Regions from separate parts of the Homo sapiens genome. Here region 1 is linked to region 2. The links are chromatin contacts, found by Hi-C in ENCODE. All regions are on one chromosome and are shown on one strand. The core of a region is the stretch at or near the end of the contact, and the rest is flanking DNA. Distances in the headings are between cores, read along the strand shown. Region 1 holds the start of SAAL1 (serum amyloid A like 1). Region 2 holds the start of PRMT3 (protein arginine methyltransferase 3).

What was found. Hi-C counts contacts between places; a loop is a spot of excess contacts on that map. Pooled maps may share reads with other maps.
Region 1: a loop to region 2 is called in a pooled map, with 8 times the contacts of the local background. The contact joins the promoter of SAAL1 here to the promoter of PRMT3 in region 2. A Hi-C loop is called at or near these places in 5 of 50 pooled maps.

What each region holds. Positions count from the first base shown.
Region 1 is chr11:18,103,883-18,108,012 of GRCh38, forward strand. It overlaps SAAL1 (serum amyloid A like 1), which reads right to left and starts at 2,200. Exons shown (of 12, transcript NM_138421.3): 1 at 2,025-2,200. The coding sequence starts at 2,159. It also overlaps the pseudogene HIGD1AP5. RefSeq lists enhancers at 1,946-2,205, 2,356-2,405.
Region 2 is chr11:20,385,932-20,390,006 of GRCh38, forward strand. It overlaps PRMT3 (protein arginine methyltransferase 3), which reads left to right and starts at 1,785. Exons shown (of 16, transcript NM_005788.4): 1 at 1,785-1,843; 2 at 2,088-2,223; 3 at 3,813-3,895. The coding sequence starts at 1,816. RefSeq lists enhancers at 1,493-1,662, 1,536-2,143, 2,144-2,750, 2,606-2,655 and a silencer at 1,496-2,055.

The DNA.
Region 1 (4,130 bases), core at 950-3,449, 2.3 Mb before region 2:
GGTGATCATTTTTGCTTTGTAAACATTTATTCCTTGATTTAACACAATCAAAGAATAAAGGTTGTAGTGATAATCACTACAACCACCATCACTCACTAACTCACCAAAACTGGGTGAATAATTATCTTGTTTTTATTAACCTTTCCTAAACGTATTATAGCTCACATTTATCTCAATGTTTAATATTAGAAGTGTTTTAGGTCCTCATTTAGAAGTTTGGTGATGTTCTTGTGTCCAGAAATATGCCACAGGGACTTAACTCTTGTTTATATCAATTAGCTATGGTAAAATTGGTTTCATTATCAGTAATTTTGCTTACAGTCACAATTTCCAAGAACCTACTGATGTTAAGTGAGCACTTACTTTAATATTAACCCATAATCGTTTAGAAGTCACAAAGAGGCTATCAGCAAAGTATCTTCTCTTGCAAAAATCTTCTTTTAAAAATGTAGTACCTTGGGTAGATCTACTCTTTCAACATTCACAAAGTAAATACTGTTGCTAGGCACTGGGGTAGATATACAAAGACAAGTAAGATATAATCCCTTACATTTAAGCTTTTTTTTTTTTTTAACTTTTAGGATCTAGTGGGGAAAGACATGTAAAGGGATAGTCATATTAGAAAAGGCAAAGTGATTCAACTGAATTGTGGACAAAGAGTTCTGGTAGCAAAAACGATGGACCAATGACCTATTCCTAGGAGAAGATGGGGAACCTTCCCTTAGGTGCTGATATTTAAGCTAAATTTTAAAGGAAGAATAGTAGTTTGTCATGTGAAGAAGGAGAGAAGTGAGTATTCAGAGGAAAGCACAAGAGTTCAGAGTTAAGAAAGGGCCTAGCATGTTTGGGGATGGTGAACAGTTCAGAGTTGATGGAACACAGTGTATCATGAGAAGATGAGGCTGGAAAATGTACAAACAGCCCTGGATTCCAAACTTCAAGAAACATGCATTTTTCTCCCAGGCAAAAAGAACTAAGAGCAGTATCATGAATAGCCCTGTCTTTAAAGAAGATTATTCTGGCAGCTGTGTAGAAAATTGACTGGAGAGGATAGACAATAGGAGGAGAGGAACCAATTAGGGAAACATGGGGGGAAGAAAACACATTTACTGACAGCCTCCTATAAGCCAAACACCATGCTAAGCACTCTGTTGCCATTATAATCTCACTTAACCTACACAATAACCTTATATATAATATAAATATTATAATCCCATTTTATAGAAATTAAGGGACAAATAGAGGTTCTGAGCCGTTAGGTGACCTGCAGCTAGTGGGTAAGGAAGCTGCGTTTTTTGTTTTTTTGAGACAGGGTCTTACTCCGTCCCCCAGCCTGGAGTGCAGAAGCTGGATCATAGCTCACTGCAGCCTCCAACTTCAGGCTCAAGCGATCCTCCAGCCTCAGCCTCCTGAGTCGCTGGGACTACAGGCGTGCACCGTCACGACCGGCTTTTTTTTTTTTTTTTTTTTAAGTTTGTAGAAACCAGGTCTATGTTGCCCAGGCTGGTCTCAAACTCCTGGCTCAAGCGATCCTTCCGCCTCGGCCTCCCAAAGTGTTGGGATTACAGAGGTGAGCCACCGCGCCTGGTCAGAAGCCACGTTTTTAATATAAAAGTTGTATAACCCTAAAGTCACCATTTATTCTATTACAACGATAGTCCATGAAATACATAAATTAAGGACCTGGGCTTCAGAAATGACAGTGGGGATGGGGAGCAAAACCCGAGGAATGCAGTTACACGATCATGTATTTTTGGAGAACTTGGGAAAGCAAAATAGAACGGCAAGTATTTCAGCATCCCTACCATTATACTTCCCTTTGTGTCGAGAGACCCCGAGGGGGCCCAGATAGTTTTGGGGTCCGCAGCGGCCGGCGAAACGCAAGGAGCAAGGTCCCGCAGCGCACGCCTGGGGAGGGGTCTTTGTGGGGATGGCGGCTCCCGGGGCAGGAGGATTCGCCAGAGGCGGAGCCCCGGTGCCTGGGGGATGTAGGGACACCCCACGCGTGGCGCGAGTTTCCACACCTGGATGAGTCCGCTGAGGACGCCGAAGAGCCAGTGTTTGCTGTAGACCGTGCTCCCTATGCAGTCTCCACCGGCCACCTCCTCCTCCTCCTCCTTGTCGCGACCCGGCGGCGGCGGCGAGGGGTTGCGGTCCATGACTTTGTCGCGTCCCGCGCTTGAAGGCCGTGCCGGAAGCTGCGGAGGAGACGACCGGCGCCCTAGTGCCAGAGCGCCCGGCGTACCCGGTGGGACTCCCCCTACAGCGCCATCTGCTGTTCGGAGCCTGGCCAGCTGCCAAGGCGGCTTGACCTCCCCCACCCCATCCTATCGAGGACCCTGGCACGAACATACTCATAATTATTTGTCACCCTCACTGAATCAGGTGTTCCATTTCTCCAGGAGCTCTTAGACTGATTGAAGAAGGAAGGGTGGGGAGCAGTGAGGAAGCCTCAGGAACAGATGTGAATCTCAAAGCTAGCGGACTTATTCTATTCGCCTTCTGATCTATGTTGCCCAGGCTGGTCTCGAACTTCTGGCTCAAGCAATCCTTCTGCCTCGGCCTCCCAAAGTGTTGGGATTACAAACGTGAGCCACCGCGCCTGGTCAGAAGCCACTTTTTTTATATAAAAGTTGTATAACCCTAATAATATAATCCTCTGATCTCTGGCCACTGTTGCCATTCCTAAAAATATCCGTAGGGGAAGCTGGATGGCTTGTGAGGGATTCCAGGGATCCAAAGTGATTCGAAAAACTAAAGAGGCACCATTTGTCCCCATTGGAATGGCAGGTTTTGCAGTAGTTGCTGCATACGGATTATACAAATTGAAAAGCAGGGGAAATACTAAAATATCACGTCACCTGATCCACATGCGTGTGGCAGTCCAGCTTTGTTGTAGGAGCAATGACTGTTGGTATGGGCTATTCCATGTATCCGGATTTCTATGCAAAACTTAAACCTTAGAAGAAGAGATGTTGTCTTTGTCTTGTTGGAGGAGCTTGACTCATTAATGAGTCATCTCATTATTGAAGTTACATGTTTATGTTGAACATAAATTATTTGGGTAGGTTCAGATGATACTACGGTATTTTGAATAGTCGCTTCCTTTCGTGTAGGCTTGATTTGCCTGGTGACCAAATTATTAGTGACTAGTTCACTAACTAGATCATTCCGGGGAGCCAAGTTAACACACAAGAAACACGTCACCTAAATGCGCTTGATGGTGTTAAAATGTCCAACTTCTTAAACTGTTAAGATGAAATTAATACTAAGGAAGATAGCAGGCCAATCCTGAAGTACTCCCAGTTTGCTGCAGAATCTTGCATGTTTCGAATGTTAAGAGTCCAATTTACTCCAGTTAATTTAACTTTTTTTCTGTCTGTCTTGTGGACTGGTTGGCTCTTTTAGAACTCTTTAAAAAAAAGTGCATGAAATATAACTTGTAAAGCCTCCTACAACTGACAGTATTGTGTGCGTGTGTTTAAACCGAATCTAGAAACCTTACAACAGACCTGCATAGTATTAGTATTGATTAAAGAACCACAATTGTAAACATGAGAAAACCTTAATTATGGATTTCAGTTTAGCACTTTTGTAATTGCAGAATTACATTTTTGCTGCTGTTATATTAGAAGAATTTTTCAGTGTCATCTTGAAATAGAAATGTGTATTTTAAGCACCCATGCAAAGGTAAATGAAAAACACTTCTTTCTCCATAAGAATCGTAAACATTAAACTAAAAAAATTACCTATGATGGAATTGATTTACAAGTACCCACTTTGATTTAATGGAATTAAATTTATAGATGATATAAGCTACTTCCACATGAAATTTCAAAAATATCAATATAATGACCAAACAGGAATGGAGACATGAAATTATTTATTTATTTATTTATTTTATTTATTTTGAGACGGAGTCTCGCTGTCGCCCAGGCTGGAGTGCAGTGGCGCGATCTCGGCTCACTGCAGGCTCCGCCCCTTGGGGTTCCCGTCATTCTCCTGCCTCAGCCTTCAGAGTAGCTGGGACTACAGGCTCCCGCCACCTCGCCCGGCTAATTTTTTTTTTGTATTTTTAGTAGGGACGGGGTTTCACCGTGTTAGCCAGGATGGTCTCGATCTCCTGACCT
Region 2 (4,075 bases), core at 535-3,034:
AGAAATGGCCTGAGGAAAGTGTTTCTGGTTGAGACCAAAGGGACCTACCCATGTGTAGAACATTCAATGATTAGCAGTAAATAAAAGGCTTAAGGGTGGGACCCAAGGTGAAGGGTTCCATTGGAAAGAGGCAGGATTATGCAGGGCCTGATAGGCCAATTAGATAAACTCTGCTAGAGCCTGGGGCACTCCCTCCTAAGCAAGAATTCTGGGCCGGGCGGTGGCTCGCGGGCAGGTGGATCACCTGAGGTCGGGAGTTCCAGACCAGCCTGACCAACATGGAGAAACCCTGTCTCTACTAAAAATCCAAAATCAGCCGGACGTGGTGGCGCATGCCTGTAATCCCAACTACTCGGGAGGCTGAGGCAAGAGAATCGCTTGAACCCGGAAGGTGGAGGTTGCGGTGAGCCTGAGATCGTGCCATTGCACTCCAGCCTGGGCAACAAGAGCGAAACTCCGTCTCAAAAATCAAACAAAAAAAAGTTCTATGGTTTGAAGAGATATAAGGAAAGGAAGAAAGGGACGTGGCATGAGGCAGGCAGGGGAACATTTGTGTTCTTCCCCACACAGCAGCCAGATTGTTACTTTCTCAACACATCTGAGAGCATCACTCCCTGGCTTAAATAGTTATGTCTGAGCACTTTACATGTATTAACTCGTTTTATCCTTACTGTAGTTCTGAAGTTAGTCCAGGTTTTTTGTTTTTTGTTTTTTTTTTTTTAAGATGGAGTCTTGCTCTGTTGCCCAGGCTGGAGTACGGTGGCACAATCTCGGCTCACCACAAGCTCCGCCTCCCGGGCTCAAGCAATTCTCCTGCCTCAGCCTCCCAAGTAGCTGGGATTGCAGGCGCGTGCCACCACACCTGGTTAATTTTTGTATTTTTAGTAGGGACAGGGTTTCACCATGTTGGCCAGGCTGGTCTCCAACTCCTGACCTCAGGTGATCCGCCCGCCTCAGCCTCCCAAAGTGCTGGTACTATAGACGTGAGCCACCGTGCCCTGCCCAAGTGCAGTTATTATCCTTGTTTTGTATTTGATGAAACTGAGGCAGAGAGAGGTCGAGTAACTTGCCCAAGATCACAGTTACAAAGTGACGTGGGTAGGATTCAAACCCAGCAGGCTGCCTCTAGAGTTCACGTTCTCACTTAACCAAAGATTAAAATCCGTCTTGGGGGGTTTGACACCTATCTGTCCCTGCAGTAGACCCACCCTGGCCCATGCAGTTCGTTCCCTCTCGCCAGCTGCACCCCCTCCAGGACCTGGGAGCCCAGAAACCAGCCGAGCCTCCAGCGTTTGGCCTCCTCCGCCACCAGAGGGCGTCATGGGCCGATCGCCCCTCCGCTAACCGCTCATCCCAGGAAAAAGGGGCGCACAGAGGACAGGATGCCAACCCCAAAACCGCAGCGACGTCTCTCTGCCTTGGGGCTCACAGCAGCGGGCCGCGACCTCCCACTAACGCCTGCCGCAACCCAAGGAGGAGACAAAAGTCATCTTCCGGGCTGCAACATTAACCGTCATCAGCGCGCCTCTTCAGCGCGCACTGCGCCAACCCTGCGGCAGGAGGAGGCGGAGCCCCCGCTCTCGCCCCGCCCCCACCTCACGTGACCCGCACGGCGCCTCGAGGCCGGAAGCGATTGCGAGCCAGCGCGCGCGCTTCGGCGTTCCCGGCGGTCTGCGAAGTTTCCGGAGCCCGGGTCCCGCCGCGGGTTCGCGCTTGTGCTCGCGCTCGTTCCTGGAGTCGGCGGCCGCTGCGCGCGCTCGTTGCCCAACCCGGTCCCCGCCCCCAGACACGCCGGGCTCTCGGGGCACCACAGCCATGTGCTCGTTAGCGTCAGGCGCTACCGGTGGGTACCCTGGCCCCTCAGCACCCGGCTCGTCCAGCCCCAGGCCGCGCCGCTGTGGGGCCGGTGGAAGACCCTCCGGGACACGGGCCCGGGCAGGGTGGGGGGCTCGCAGGGATCATGAAGGAGGTGCTGAGTGAGGGCCGCGGGCGAACGGGGCGGAGGAGAGCCCATCGTCACCTGCTCCTCGAGCCCCCGGGCCGCACCGGTGTCCGAGGCCGATCTGATTGTTGTGTGTGTGTGTTAGGCGGCCGGGGCGCTGTGGAGAATGAGGAGGACCTGCCAGAACTGTCGGACAGCGGGGACGAGGCCGCCTGGGAGGATGAGGACGATGCAGATCTCCCCCACGGCAAGCAGCAGACCCCCTGCCTGTTCTGTAACAGGTTCGTCCGCCTCAGCGCCTGGCCTCTGCCCTAGGGTGCCCGGGCGCGTGGGGTCTGTGTGCCCAGGAACGCCTTCGGGCGGGAGGCAAGCCAGAGTGGCCTGTCTTTGAATTCTGGAACCACTGGTCTGGGGTGAGGGCTTGTGGAGAAGGAGGACCCTCGGTAGTAGAGAGGGGGAACCGTGAACTGGAAGGCCGGTTGTACTGCAAGCTTTTGACTGGTAGTGCATTGAATCTGTGGTTCCCAAATCTTGTCACTTGAGACGCTGAAAACAAAATGATACTGAACTCTGCACCTGAATCCTTCCAAGTCAGGGATGGGGTCTAAGAATATTCTGTTTTTATGAGGACAAGATCGGAAGTAACAGTGAAGTTACTAACGAGTTACTACTAACGAGTAACATATTTGGCAGCCACCCTGAACTAGATAATCCCTACGGAGCCTTCCGGCTTTACCATGCTAATTCTTTGACCAGTACAGAGCTTCTCAGGTGAAACATTTCTTTTTTATTTGAGCGGTTTCCATAGTCTAAGAAGGAAGTTCACCTTACTTAAGTAGGACTTTTCACTTAAGGAAAAAGACTGTAGTATCAATAATTTGCTCAAGGTCACAAAGCTGTGGTGTGCTTATTTCCAAACTCACATTCTTGCCACTTAAAATTCTGCCTGTTAGTCTTGGGAAGCTTTGGCTCCTGTCCTAGGCAAGTAGGCATGAAAGAGGCCCGGTTGGCATTGGCCGGTGTTACTTTAATACATTTTCCAGTGTTCCCTGTATCTGGGCATGGTGCTGAGTGGTGGTGCGTTAGTGTTCTCATCTGTAGCCCCATTGGGTAGATAGAATGCCTGTATATATTCTAGTTGTCATAAAATATTTATTGAGCACCAGTGGTACCGTGGCTGTGATAGCCTCCATAAATAGTCGACATAACCTATCTCGGTAAACATTTGTGGAAAACTAATGCTCCACATGTGTTAGGAATATAGATAAGGTATACAGCTTCTCTGCTGTGTATTCCTGTCTTTAAGTAGCCTTCAGATTTGCATGTCACATAATAAAGAGGATTGATCCTCACAGTGTCTGTGATGCAAGTACGTTGGGAATACTACAAGATCACTTTTGAAATAAGGCACTTGGGGAGTATGCCAGCTGTAAAATTACATTTTATGCTTTATTTCTAAAAGCAGTTTGAGCTGTGCCAGTTCAAAGCCTCTGAAAGCAGAGTTGACACTTAGAGGAGAAAAGAATCTCAAGTAGAGAAATTGTATGACTTGAGAGAAACAGACTCTATCAAAGGGAACTCTCTTAAAAGCCTTTTGATAAAATCAGTGATATTATTTGACAAATAAATTCACTTTGACATTTAAAGGATAATTGGTTTTAGGTATAAAATGGGACTCAGAAGTACTAATTCCCTTTAAAAGTGCTGGATTCCCTTCCTTTCAGATACAAGTGTGTTTGTTTTTTCTTAATTGGAAGTAAAACTAGAAACCAGCAGAGTTAAAAAAAAAAAAAAAGTGTATATGTAACATGAAATCAGTATTTAGACTTCTTAGGGGACTATTCCATGAAGCTATTGCTTGATTTTTCAGGTTATTCACATCTGCTGAAGAAACATTTTCACACTGTAAGTCTGAGCATCAGTTTAATATTGACAGCATGGTTCATAAACATGGTGAGTAGTTTTTAGAATAAAGGCAATTTAATTTGTGAAATTTGGGCAGGCATGGCAGCTCACACCTGTAATCCCAGCACTTTGGGAGGCTGAGGTGGGTGGATCACTTTAGGTCGGGAGTTCAAGACCAGCCTGGCCAACATGCTGAAACCCCACCTGTACTAAAATACAAAAGTTATC